2 separate regions of the Mus musculus genome follow, and region 1 is linked to region 2. Evidence: chromatin loops called from intact Hi-C (ENCODE). Cell type or tissue: gastrocnemius. All regions are shown on one strand. Links, peaks and the distances in the headings refer to the core of each region. The heading gives the core; the rest is flanking DNA. Region 1 holds the start of Rc3h1 (RING CCCH (C3H) domains 1). Region 2 holds the start of Zbtb37 (zinc finger and BTB domain containing 37).

Region 1 (7,040 bases), core at 1,979-5,978, 130 kb before region 2:
GTAGAGAAGGGGGCAGAATCTAAATTTCTGGGCATTCCACAGTAAAGTTTCATAAAATAGTAAATAAAACTAAATAGCTTAGATTTCTAAGCACAAAGTGACTATAAAACATTTAGATTGTCTTAACTTTTGACACAGTCTATGTAGCCTAGACCCTGTCACATGACCAGGCTAACCTCCAACTCTCCGTTCTGCCTGCCTCCTGAATGCTGTGATTAAAAGCATGTACCACCATACCTGGCTTAGTAATATGTTTTATTTTTTTTATTTATTTATTTATTTTGAGTCAGTGTTTCTCTGTGTATCCCTGCTTATCCCAGAACTGGCTCTGTAGACCAGGCTGACCTTTCAAACTCACAGAGATCCACCTGTCTCTGGCTCCTGACTGCTGAGATTAAAAATGTATACCACTATGGCCCAGCAGGAACAGATTTTTTTTAAAAAAGATGAATTAAGTTTTGATACAGTCTCGCTCTATAGCCCAGGCTTTAAGTGTTACAGCTCTAAGGGGAAGGCCTCCCCAGTGGCAGTACTACAGTTCTGAGGGAAGTTTTCCCTCACAGAGGTGTTGCAGTTCTGAGAGGGAGCGTTTCCCCAATGGAAGTGTTACAGTTCTGCTCTGAGGGGAAAGGTTTCCCCAATACAAGTGTTACAGTCTGAAGGAAAGGTATTCTGGCAGCAGGGAACCAAAGAATACCACACAGTCACACCATACAACAAACCTCACACAAGAGATTTCTTGGGGAAAAAGGCATGTGGGTGGCTGACGCGGCTCTGGCAAGAGGCAGCTGGTAACTGAGCAGGAGACGGGCTTTCTATAGGGGATAGGCTTTCCAGGGATTTCCAGACTGGTGATTGGTGAGATTTCAAGGAGAGCCCAGGGATTGGTGGGATTTTGTGCTTAGGAACTGGTGGAATTTGATAGGTTTTTAAAAGTGGGCTAGGACCTTTCACCCTACGTAGGTGGACTTGAAATTTTAGTCATCTTGCCTCAGCTTCCAAAGTACTGGGACCAAAGACCTATGCCAACATACCTAGCTGTCTTCATCAATACACTTTTTAAATTTAATTTTAAAAGTTTTGATTGACTGACTGATTTGATCCATTCATTTATGAGTCAAGGTCTCACTGGGTAGCCTTGGCTGGCCTGGAGTTCACTAATAGACCAAGATGGCTAACTCACAGAGATACCCTTGCCTCTGCCTCTTGAGTGCTGGACTGACGGTGTGCACCGCCATGGGGTGCTTTAATCTCCAAAGTTTTGAAATTTAAATTATATGCCCATATAAACCCAGCATACCATCTAATTTAATTTTCTAATTCTTAATGTGAAGACCCTAGTAATGTTAAAACTTAGAAAAATTAGGGGGAGAGAGATTGATTTACTAACTAAAATTTACAAAGAGTTATTAATTTCGGGATAAAATTCACACGAAATTCTTTCCCCTTGATAGATTACCACATCTCTTTTAAATAGACTTGGTCTCGGGGGACATATTGTCTTCTGTATCTCACATCTAGTCTAATTGCAGAATTCAAAACCTAAATGACTCCTCCCAGGTTCATTTCATTAGAAACACTTGTTTCTACAGAGCTGTTCTTCCTTTTCCAACAAGTATTTGCTCAGTTATGTAGTTCAAATAAACTTGGAGGAACCTCTGTATTTAGCTTATTGTTAGTTGGAATAGCTAGCAGAGGTATAGCACTATTCCTATTTTAAGGAACTCTCATTAGGTTGTTTGTAATGGAAGCCGGGCTACTTCCTTTCACCTAAACAGAGAGGTTGGCATGTGTGCCTAGCAACAGCAGCTAAAACTTTGTTGTGGAAGGTTCCCTAGGAGTGAGGCGGGAGGAATGGCAGGAGGAACAGACTATCTGTTTGTCCTAGTAGGGGACTGACCCCTGGTTGTTTGAGGAGGGAAAGGCTTTCCAAGAGATAACGTTTAGATTAGTAACACGCTGGCCTAAACTTTAGGGCTGCTGGAAATCAGGTCCTGGCTTACTGCAAGAACCAGGCTCTTATCTGACTAGGGTATGTTCCCAACTGTTCAGCAGATGACTAAACTGAAGGAGAATAGTACAGAACCTTCTATGTGTTTACTTTTACATAAGAATAATTAGGTTTTATTTAACAAATTAGGCATAGTTAACAACTAGTGATAAATAGAACAATTATAACAACATATTATAAAAATTCATTGAAAACTCATGAATTATTTCTGGAATTTTTCACTGAATATTTTTGGTTTACAGTTGTCCAGAGCTAACTCAAATCATAGAAATTTCAGATAAGTGGGGACAGCTGTATTTAGTAGTTTAAGAGATTACAGATTTAGCTCACTCCAAAGCAGCAAACACAATCAATAAAGGCATGAATAAGTCTAAAAATAAGCTGAAATCTCACCACCATGAAGTTATAATCACTACAAAAAAACCTCTTCCAAGTTCAGGAAAATGTGTGATATTTCAGCTGTGTGAGCTGGATATGCTGTCTTACACCTATAAGCCTAAAGTTAAGAGGCAGAAGGATTTGCAGGGCAGGCAGTGGTGACACAGGCCTTTAATCCCAGCACTTGGAAGGCTGAGGCAGGCAGATAAATCTGAGTTCAAGACCAGCCTGGCCTACAGAGTGAATTCCAGGACAGCCAGAGCTACACAGAGAAACCAAGAAAATAAAAAAATTAAAAATGAGGTGAGAGACGAGCCCGTGAACGTGCTCCAGGCCACCCTGGTCTCAAAGCAAGAGCCTGTCTCAAGAACCAAAGCCTGGCCAGGTATGGCTAGGTGGCCATACCTATAATCTGAGCTCTCAGGGAGCAGAGGTTCAGAACTTCCAGGTCAGTCCAGGCTCCAGGATTTTCTGTTCCGGGAATAAAACAAACCCAGCCAAACCAAAACAACAACAAACAAACAATCAAACACCCACGGGGAAAAAAAAGAAACCAAAACAAAGCCCAAACAAGCCCAACAGCCACCCAGTAATTGTTTCTTGTGAGATGTGGAAGTAATTTGTTTGTTTGTTTTAAATCGATGTTGGTGAGTTTACAGTGAAGAAAGGACAGTCTGGGCATGGGGCCCATGCCTTTAATTCCTTCACTTGGAAGACAGAGACAGATGGAACTCTTGTGAGTTCAAAGCCAGCCTGGTCTACAGAAGAATTTCTAGGATAGCCAAGGGTATATAATAGAGAGACCCTGTCTCAAAAACAGAACAAAAAAAAAAAAAAAAAAAAAAAAAGAAAGGACAGAACAACAAATTCTCTGCTTTCACAGACAAAGCAGGAAGCAGAAGGAGAGCGGGGAGCATTTTATGGTGTTGACTTGAGGACAGTTTTAATGTGAAAATTAGAATATAAATTTAATACTATATAGTATTAGAATTCCGTTTCTTTCGGTTCTCCAGAATTTGGCTAAACCGAATTATGTCGAAGATGTGTGCACACACACCCCACAACACAGGGTACTGGAAAGGGGTGGGATGCAAAACAGATACAAGAGGAAGAGTCCAGAGCTTAAGAGAAACGCCATCATACACACACACACAGACACAGACACACACACACAGACACACACACAGACACACACACACAGACACACACACACACACACACACACACACACACACACACACACACACACACACAAGCGCGAGTGAGGCTGGGGAGAGGTAGCATATAAGAAAAAAGATGCTAGAGTCGAGGAAGAGTCCAGACCTCAGAAAGTGACAAGCTCAGAGGCAGCGCGAGACTCCATAGGAGTGAGCTTACGGGAACCGCCTGGCCTCTTGCCTGCCAGCACCAAAGGCACTGTGGCCACAGGCCAGGCGGGTGGCCCGGGAGGAGGTGGGACAAGTTTCTCCACTCGGGGCGCGACAGCGCTCGAGACACGGGCGGGGCGCGTCGCCCGCTCCCGACAGGGCGTTGGGGCCGGTGACTCAGAGCTTTCCTCCCGGCCCCGCCCTCAGACGACCACGCCCCACCTCGTTAGCCACGCCCCGCCCCGTTGGCCACGCCCCATGAGGAGGAGCCTCGCCTTCATCTCCGCCCCAGTCTCGGGGCGGGCCGGAGTCTGAGGAAGAGGAAGGGGACGAGGACAACGAGCGACGGGCGGCGGAGGACGCGGAGGAGGAAGGGGAGGCCGACCAACAAGATGGCCCCTGCTGCAGGAGCAGCCTCAGCAGCAGCAGGTGGGGGGCTGGAGGCGGCGCTGGCGGTGGCGGCTACGGCCGTGGTCCGGCGGCCTGGGACAGAGTCAGAGTCGATGGTGGCAGCGGCGGCGGCGGCGGCTGCCGCGACGGTGGCGACGGCCGCAGGGACTCGGAGCTGAGAGGAGCTGCTGCTCGGACCAGAGCGGTGAGCAAGTGGCGGTCGGCAGTGTGGGGAGCGGGGCGGCCGCGGCCGAGAACAATAGGCAGCGACTGCGGGGATGGGGCTGTCCTCACCCGCCCTGCGCTCGGGACCGGCCCCAGGGCTTGTCAGTGGCCGGCGTCCTTTAGGCCTCAGGCCTCCGCGTGCCTCCCGGAGGGCCTGCCGGGGTAGGTAGGCCGAGGGGCGGTGCGGACGCCGCCCTGGACGCCGGGAAGGCTGGGGAGGCTGGGGCGGGAGCGGGGGGTTGGGGGGGTCCGAGGCTGACTGGTTCCGAGGTCCCTCGGAGGACAGCGGGCGGGCGGTGAGTTTGCTCGCAGGAAATGTTGTTTGGACCCCTGTCTGTGCGGTGGGGGAGGGAGTAGGCGCCTGTAAACAGCCGCCGCTCCTGCCTAGCTGCCAGGCGTGGCTGCTCCCTCCCCAGCCCCCTTCCTCCCTTGGCCAAGTGGGTTTTAGGGTGTCGGTTTCCCAGGAGTTCCTGGAGATAAACCCTATTGGCCAAGACGAAACCATGTGCAGGTGCCTTTTTCAAAAAGACTATAAGTGTACAACAACAAAAACACACAAAATGTGGTTGTTGGTAAAGGATGGAGTAGTAAGGGGTGGACCTTTCCTAACAAGGTTCTAAACATCAGGTCTCTGTAAACACCACGGTACTCACATCCCAGGTCCGAGGGAGCTAGCCGAAACAAGGGCTCTTTTTGAAGCAGCAATAATGTAACTCTTGACATCCCAGAATAGTCCGTGAAACTGGAAACAAAGCCACTTATTGGCAGCACGGAGACAGATTGTTAAGGTTTGAGCGGAACTTTTCTAACTAGCCATTTTGAATTGTGTACAGCAGAGGCGATATCATTAACCTCTTTGGTATCTGCTGGAAGCACTTAGGACAGAGAAGTGGTTCATCTGTCTCCCTTAGGAGTTCATGTGTCTGTCTCATATTCTAATCATTTTTTTTCCAGTTTGTCCCAAAATTTGGAGAAGATTCTTTTTTCTCTGTTTGAAATTTCATATTTAAAGCCTACTTTCTAAGATTTCCAATACTTTTAGCCTGCCGTTATGCTTGCCTGTGAATCCTAGCACTCAGGAGGCTGAGGCAGAGTATCCTGATTTGACAAGACTTGTATCAAAAAACTAATTCAGCCAACAAAATGCCAGACAATAGAAACTTTTACTGATAGTTTTCAAAAAACAAAAACCAGTTGTGGTTCTGTTTTAAGTGGCTAGGCTTAGGATGAGACACCTCATTTTATGTTAGTATGCTATACTGCAATAATATCTTTATACTTAAAAGTTAGCTATTTCTCCTAAATGTAATTTTTCTAGGCATTTACCACATACATTTTCAAATGGAGGGGGAAGAGGTAAATTTTATTCCATTTTCTACGTGGGTATGCAGAAAAATTATTAAAAAGCTTGAAAGCATTCAAGAAGACTGCTTAATATTCACTTTCAGGATCTATCTAGGGGTCTTTGTGTTTCTTCCTTTCCTTTTATTGTTTTGGAGACGTGGTCTTGATGTAGCCCAGGTTGGGCAGGAATTAACAGTCTTCCTGTCTTAGCATCCTGAATGTTGGGCTGAGTTAATATTAAAAGGAAGGTTGACTTGTACAAAGAAGATATTGCTTGATAGCTTTTGCCAATTTCTAGGGTAATTTCCTAATGAAAATCTATCTCTGACTGTTAAAAGTATTGTTCAGTAATATGAAATTTAATTAGCAGTACTAGTTTCTAATTCTATTGAGGAGTTGATAGTGAATAATTATATAAAACATAAAGTGAGTATAGTAGTATCATAGATTAATATCTGCAAACTTATTTTATGCCTAGTATAATATTGTATCCCTAGTATAATATTGTCATGGATGCTTTGATCTTTTGAATCATGGAGAGACAATTTTTATATTATATATCTCCTGCTAATTTGACTTTGGGGAGGGGAGATGGCCAAGAATTTCAGAACACTTTGTTTTTTGTTTTTGAAGAACTCAGATTGGTAAGTTTTCTTTTCCTAGTGAATTTTATTAGATACAAAGAATCATGTGTATTGTAATGATACTGAAATTCATTGTGTGGCCTAAACATATTAGAAAAAGTACAAACTAATTTATGAGTTTGTAAATTTTAAGTTATAAAAAAAACCTTCATTACTTCATCAATGACTTGTTAATCTAATTTTTCAAAAAACAAAAGCCTTCAACTAAGAAACGAGGGAGAAATGGCTCATGTCAGTGGGTAAGAGTGCTTGCTAAGTAGATATAAAGACTTAAGCTCGAATTCCCAGCACTCCTGTAAAAAAAAAAAAAAAAGGCAAAACAAAACAGGGGGTGTGTCTGTGCCAGGGCTACATAGAGAAACCCTGTCTCGAAAAACCAAAAAAAATAAAGTAAAAATTACAGGGTTAAGGAGTATATATATGGCTATGGTAAAGTGCTTGCCTAGCATTCGTGAGGGCCTGGGTTCTATCCCTAGCACATAAACCATTATCATCATCAACAAAAAAACCAAAGCTGTGGCTAGTGACTCTTAGTACTGTAGAAGTAAAAGCAGGAGGATCACTGCAAGTTTGATGCTAATTTGGGATACAGAGTAAATTCCAGATGAGTCTAGACTAGAATGAGGCCCTGCCTCAAGGAAACAAACAAACAAAATATGTATGTATGCATGTGTGTCTGTG
Region 2 (7,040 bases), core at 964-4,963:
ATGCTGCATCTGCAGAAAACTAGCAGCTGTTAGGTAGCTGATGATATCTGCTAGTTGCAGGCATATCCGCCCTGTGTAACAGAAAGAAAGAAGTTGCTCAAAAACAGTAGGGTTCTTGATGACAGAAATGGACACAGTACTCATTTCATTCAAGGACATGTGATCCCGGAAATAAGGGGAGCTGGCAGCCAGTACTACTTTGTGAGCCCGAAAAGCTTGTCCTTGCACATTGACCACAATATCACAGAGCCGGCCTTGCATTCGTAGCTGGTTGAGATGGCTCAGAACAGAGTTGCTGAAGTCGGGGATCTCCAATTGTATGTTCCCACTTTTCTCCATGGTCATGCCTGAAAGCACAGGCAGACATTCAACCCTGCTGAAAGAGCAAAGCACAGTCTTAGTACTAGTTTGACTCCCTTTGTGCTTTTTAGTTCAAACATCCCTACAAATGGAAAATCTTTCCATGAGTGCCAGCTACACATACGTAATTTTAGCGCTTGGAAAACCGAAGAGGCAGGAGAATCATGAGTATGGGCTAAATAAGTGAAATCTTGTCTCAGGGAGAAAAAAAGAATTCTTCATATAGAAAGAGAGATCTTCCTTATGTTTGGATGTAGAAACAGAATTGCCAGCAGGTGTTTTGTTAGTAATAAGGCTGGCCTCAAACTCCTGATCCTACCTCCTAAGTGCTAGGATTACTGTAAGCTGCCGAGCCTGGTACAAGGTATTTTAGATTTCACTGTAAAATGTAATTAACACACAAAAAAGTGACTGCTACACTGCGAAAAATTCAAGCTATGCCCATACTTTATTAGTAGACTATATAAAATAAAGACAGGAGTTCACTAAGAAGGGGCATCAAACACATACAGATTGGGTATAAAGTCTAATATCCTACATGAATGGTCGCTATTATCACTACTTTTCCCCATGAGACAGTGTCCCTCTATATAGCTCTGGATGCCCTATAACTTGCTCAGTAGACCAGACTAGCCTGGAACTTAGCGATCTACCTCCAGGAATGCTAGAATTAAGCCACCCACCAGATATTTGTTTTTGACAGGGTCTATGAAGCCCAGGCTATTCCTGGAACTCACTATGTAGACCATCTGGTTTCTAACTCAAAAAGAGCTGACTGCTTCTGCTGAGATTAAAGAATGCTCGTGTTAGAGGTGTTTGACTACCATGCCCGATTAGGCCCATATTTTTAAGCTTACCAGTTTGAGCTCCCACTTTTTGAATATGGGACTCTGAGGTGACTCTGAGAAACATTCCACAGCCCTGTCAGCATTCAATTCACATGCAGAGAATTTGTGGCCTAGTTGCCAGAGTTAGCAAAAACTAAGTAATACTTTTTCTCCCCAACAAACTTGAAACTTGGGTATTCCAAAGTGGTGATGCTACTTTGACTGGGAAAGTTGGTTTCCCACAGCTGCTGACAAAAATAAAGCCTGAAATTTCACACCACAAAGACTGCAATTGCATCAAATAGTCTTAATTAGTTGAGGGTAGTTCCAGTATACCACAAGGATTTAGGCTCACCGTGCATCCAATGTTTCTCTAAATTTATGAGACTACACAGCACACCAGGAAGTAGTCCGGACAAGCTCACTTTATCACCTCGCATTTACAATACACTTATTGAGTAAACAGGTAAGTGCAAACACGGCTTTCAAGACGCAACTTTAACCAATCTGACCTTTTTCCAAAGCGTTATTGTTTGTTTTGAAACTTTTAATCCATTAAGTGCCTCTGTCGATGCCATCACGAATTCAGATGTTTATTTTGGAGCCTACACCAGCGCCTTTTTTGTTTGCTCTTTCCAGCGATTCCCCAGTGAGGAGGAAGCCCCTGGAGTAAAGTCTTTCTCTAGCGTCGGCACTGAAGGGGCGAGAGCTGTAAAAGGGAGAATCGGGAACGCTGGGGTTGGCCAGTCGGGTACTGGGGAGGCCTCTATCAGTGTCAAGAAGCATGGGAAAAGGGGGACCTGGCTAAGCGAGGAGGTGGCACAGATGCCGGGAAGCTCGACAGGAGCAGAGCCCCGCGGCAAGGGAGTTGCGGGCGCACAGGTGAGGCGCGGGACCGGGAAGGGGGCGGCGCCCCGGGATCGGTCTAGGGCGGCGGAGGTTGCCGGGGCGGGGGTGTGTCTGGGTGTGGCCCCGGCGCGCGCGCGGGGTCCTGAGGGAGGGGCTCGCCAAGGGGGCGGGCCCGCGAGCTCGACAGCCCGGAGCCAAAGGGGCGGAAGGTCGCCGAGTGCTGGGAGGGGAGGTGGGGCAGCGACTGAGCGCCGCAGGAGCTGGCTGCAACCCAGACGCGGCCCGGGAGCGTCGGGTATGAGCTAACGGGGCGGGGGTGCGGGGAACGAGCCCAGTCAAGGAGCAGCACCTACCTCCGGGGGTGGAAATGGGCCGGAATGGGCCGGAACACCGTCCCGGAAGTGAAACCCCCCGCCCCCTCCTCCGGAGCGAGCGACGTGCCGGAAGGAAATCAGTCACCCTCACCCCGCCCCACCCCCAGCGCTTTCCTTGCAGGAGCCCCCTCCCCTCAGCCTGTACTCCTCAGGGAGGCGGAGGGCGGGCCTATCGTGCCCGCGGCAACTCCGCCCTCCGGGCTCTCGGGGGCGTGGCCAGAGGGAAAGTTTTGTGGGCCTGAAGAAGGTGGGGCTTGAGGAGGAGTCTGAGGGCGTGTGAGGGGCGGGGTTTAAGTGGACGCAGCAAGCAGCTTTGCGTCTTGACGTCACGAAGACCTTATATACTCGACTCAGCCGCCATCTCAGCCTTTCGGAGCTGTGCGGCATTCTGAGCAGGTATGCAATTTCCTGAGTATGTTATGGCTTCGGGCCTTGGAGGCTGAAGCACTGGAAGCTGGTGGGATTCCCGGCGCAGCCGGTGAGCTTAGTTCAGGGCACAAGCTGGAAACTTTAGGAGGTTGGTTCTGCGTGTATTTGTGACATAAAATAGCATTGGGTTTTGGTCTGGACACCAGACAAAGACGACTCAGCATGCGTGTTCATGCTATGATGAAGGCTATGTTGGTAGGGACAACTGAGCTTGTTGATGAATACCAACGATTCTGATGGCAGAGCATGCTGAGTCACCTCGTGCACGGTTCAACGGGGGTGGAATGCGAAGCCACGCGGTGTTTCTTTCGCGATCACCATGGGATGAAGGCTTTTGCTAGAGATTGCCAGCAGGCCTTAGTCACTAACAAAGAGGACGATTGCTCTTGGGAAGTACCTGGATTAGAGACTTATATGTAACTGCTGGATATGTGCAACTCAACAGTGCCTATGTGGACGGAGTTCTTTGTAAGACAGGTCCATTTTGTGGAAGTAGAACTACTAAAGATTAACATTTTTCTTAGGAATGGCAGTGTGGACCTCTGTGATGGGACATCTTGTGGGATCTCACAGCCAGGTAACTCAGTGGGGGAGGGGCATGACTAGAACATAATGACCACAAAGCCCATGATGGTATGAGAGTAGTGGACAGAAGGGATTTCTGAAAAACACTTTTCTGAGGCTTTAATTCAGCTACTGGAAAGGGTTTAGTTCCGTGAAGAAGGGGACTGACTGTTCACATCTCTTATTTCCAGTTCTGTGGCAAAGGAGGATGAAGGCTTACGAGGTGAGTACTGAATAGTAATGAGAAGTTAGGTTGAAAGGACAGTGCCACAATGATGACATCATATTTGCTACTCTTGACAGCTGGGGTGACGATAGCTTTAAACCACCATGATTATAACTGAGGCACACAAAATAATGATTTGGGGGCTACTTACAGAGTAAGCAGTTTTTACATAAAGATTCCCCCCCCCCAGGACTCGTCAGGAAGCTGGATAACAGAGCGAGCGCAATGTAAGCAATTTTGTGTGTGCATGTGGTCCCATTACAAGGAATACCCAATGGCAAATGAGCACTAAAGATCCCTCAACCCACACATTGAATGTATTGTTCCCTGAGAGCAATTGTAGATAGAGGAGTGGGTGGGAAGTCTGAAGTCAGGGCATTGTTTCTGCGTATCTGAGGAGGCTGGTTTTTGATATGTGGGAGCTAGTGGTCGTTAACGCATTTACCCCCTATTTGGTGGACTCTGGTTCCCCCATCTTAAGTGCTGAGTCAGGGGCCTAACCGGGCAGCTTTAACTATTTGTTTGTTGTAGGTGCTAGAATAGAAGACCAGAAAATGAAATGGTAAGTCAAACTAAAGGAATTGTAGATGCTAAACAGGCTTGGCTTTGTTGCACTCTGCCAAATACTGGCCACGTGTTCCATCCTGGTCATAGCTGAACACAGCCTGCATGATGACGAACAAATACTGACTACCTGAAGATCTTATTAGCTCTATCTGATGGTGGGCTTCCTTGACATTTATTGTGGGGCAAACTCAAATCTGTTGACTGCATTGAAAAGCTCTTTAATGTTTTTTTCTAGGTGGAGTTTGAGGCTGGATAGACAGTTTGAAAGGTAAGTATTGAAAAACACTTGAATTTGGGTCAGTACAAAGGGACATGCAGAGACTTTGAATCATCAAAACTCCAGCATGCATTGTCTTACGGATGTTTAGATAGGTGTGTTTTGGACAACACTCTGGGTTCTTGTAATGATGTTGATCAAATGTCTGAGCTGAAAATAACTTGTAGACAATTTTTAACACTGAAGAACCTTGTGGCAGGCAACTAAGAATAGTCGAATGATGTTTAGCATATTTGTAAGAGGTATTTTCTTTTAATTCTAGTTAACTGGTTGCATGCTTGTTCATTTGGCTGGCTTGCTTGGGTAAGAAGCCATTGGGGGCCTTGAATTCCCTCCAGTCATTTGCAGTATTTACTGCATAACATTTAGCTTTTGAACATGCATGTGCTACCATCAGTACTAAATGGTGCCTTAAATTTTTTTCAGGTACAAATAATGGTTTGAATAAAGAAAGGTAAGCATTGTAAGTTTGGTATTTACTATATGAATTAAGGTACTGTTAGTGATGATCAATAAAGTTAAACAGATGGGAATCTCTCTGAATAAGATTGAAGATTGATTGTTAAGCTGAAACAGTATTTAAGGACATCAGTAAATATACTTTACAAATACATATTTCTAAACGGAGTGTAATTTCTTACAGGTATTAATGGGTCACCTCAAGTGAAGGCACTGCAAACACAATGGTAAGTCTTTGAAATGTGCATGTATTAGTTACTTTCAACCCCTTCCAAACAAGCCGATACCATGATGATAACATAGTTCAGCAGACTTAACTCTGATGAACAATCATGTCTTTCGCTCCTATCTGATGTATCTGGCTGTAATGTTTTAAAGAGTTTTCCTTGAATAGTATTAGGAAATACAAGATAAGAGTCCCAAGTGATGAGGCCAAAGCCTGATGCTAAGGTGGCATGTGCTGTGCCACTGACTTAACCCAGTAGGACAATTTTATTGTGAAAAATACATAAGTTCCCTAGGGTATGACGATTGAAACTATAAATCTCAGGCCTCTTGGCAAGAGAATTGATGTGAGCCCATGGAGACTAGTGAAGACAACTGAACACTGAGAGAATAGTGTGAAATAAAATGAAGATAAGTAACTGCACTAATTATTTTTAATTTTCAAACAGATTGGTCATTCTGAATTTCCGGTCCTTCATTCTGAATTTCAAAGTAAGTCTGTCACTTGTTTTTGTACAGATTGTAATATAGCTTGTAACCAGTGATGTGATGATTCTGCCAAATGATACAAAGTGATATCACCTTTAAACCGTTCCATTTTATTTCTGAGGTTACTATACTAACATGTAAAATTTAACTACTCTAAGCCAGAGAAGTAAGTCAGTCTTTGTTTTCTTAGGGCTCCTGTGACAAGTGGACATGCAGTGACTGCACCTTTGTTTCTGAGGTGAGAACTGCAAATGCTTAACCGGGAACCTACTCCAGAATACATGATGATCTCACACAACTTGAACTCTCTCACTGATTACTTGATGATAGTAAAAGATCTGATGTTCTGTGTTTTAACAGTTACCATTTAAGTTAAAATTGTAGAAAAGTGTTTAACAGCTACCTTCTGTTGGTTGTTGCAGGTGCCTGGATGGAGGCTCAAATAGAAGATGGTGTCAGATATATTGTGTTAAAATTTTACCATTAAAGTGTATTATAACATGAACTGTGAAGTGTGCATTTTGTTCTGATGAGCACATTGTGGGGAGTTCACATTAGACATTTTTAAATCTATTAGCTGCCCAGTGACTGGATGGTATTGGTGTCAGTATAGTTTGTCTTTTTGTGCTTATAAGCACAAGCCATTATTTTTTTTTAAGATTTTTTTATTTATTATATGTAAGTACACTGTAGCTGTCTTCAGACACTCCAGAAGAGGGCATCAGATCTTGTTACAAATGGTTGTGAGCCACCATGTGGTTGCTGGGATTTGAACTCTGGACCTTCGGAAGAGCAGTTAGTACATCTCTCCAGCCCTAGAACACTTTTCTTATATCTTATAAAACTAAATATTTCATGGAGTATGCAAAGGGGAGTACAGTCACAAATCAGTTTGCCTGGAAATAGTTTTTTTTTCTCTTTCCTTTCTCAACACAATCTAAGATGAACCAAAAGAGAAGTGTGCTCTTACACACTGAGCCATCTCACCAGCCTCAAGCCATTATTCTGTTTGACATTTTAAATTAATAGGAACAGCGTTAACCAGAACTGGACTGACTGGTGGAGGTGGTATTTTCACTTTTGGCAGGTGACAGTGTCTGCTGAGTCTTACATCCTGAATGTCTAATCAGTTATGCAGTCTGAGTGGGTATACCAGCCCTTTAAAGGTCTGGAGATGGCCTGTAGGGGCACAGGTGTGAGGGAAAATTTGAAGTATAAACCTGGAAGGTAAAAGCCTAGACCTTGCAGTCCTGTTAAAGTGTTGTCCCCATGCCTAGGACTTTTGCAGTTATATATACCACCAGGCCTAACTCAGCATTCCTAAATTAGGAGGAACACTGAGGCTAATTGGCTCTTAGGTTTGATACTGTTCACTCTGGTCTGTTGGGCTCAGT

What was found. Peaks named below come from ENCODE experiments on the same cell type or tissue, not always from the same donor. Only the 100,000 strongest peaks of a DNase experiment are listed, where the experiment ranks them.
Region 1: a loop joins it to region 2, with 3 times the contacts of the local background. A loop is called at or near these places in 5 of 42 quality-filtered maps.

The regions. Positions count from the first base shown.
Region 1 is chr1:160,902,349-160,909,388 of GRCm38, forward strand. Rc3h1 (RING CCCH (C3H) domains 1) reads left to right here and starts at 4,063. Exons shown (of 20, transcript NM_001024952.2): 1 at 4,063-4,351. In gastrocnemius, for the core only: a CTCF peak has its summit at 3,863; DNase peaks (open chromatin) are centred at 3,047, 3,982, 4,460 and 4,672; H3K4me3 peaks cover 2,658 bases; H3K27ac peaks cover 3,001 bases.
Region 2 is chr1:161,032,389-161,039,428 of GRCm38, forward strand. Zbtb37 (zinc finger and BTB domain containing 37) reads right to left here and starts at 2,461. Exons shown (of 5, transcript NM_001356489.1): 1 at 2,390-2,461; 2 at 1,700-1,896; 3 at 1-373. The coding sequence starts at 345. Gas5 (growth arrest specific 5) reads left to right here and starts at 2,213. Exons shown (of 11, transcript NR_166052.1): 1 at 2,213-2,331; 2 at 3,364-3,416; 3 at 3,595-3,626; 4 at 3,820-3,856; 5 at 4,161-4,191; 6 at 4,432-4,464; 7 at 4,900-4,927; 8 at 5,117-5,159; 9 at 5,607-5,649; 10 at 5,837-5,884; 11 at 6,069-6,151. It overlaps LOC115487643 (a small nucleolar RNA gene), which reads left to right and starts at 3,006; the gene lies at 3,006-3,085. LOC115487678 (a small nucleolar RNA gene) reads left to right here and starts at 3,462; the gene lies at 3,462-3,523. It also overlaps LOC115487638, LOC115487644, LOC115487677, Snord47, LOC115487645 and LOC115487640, and 1 more gene. In gastrocnemius, for the core only: no CTCF peak of the experiment used is centred there; DNase peaks (open chromatin) are centred at 2,594, 3,081, 3,399 and 4,144; H3K4me3 peaks cover 3,686 bases; H3K27ac peaks cover 3,875 bases.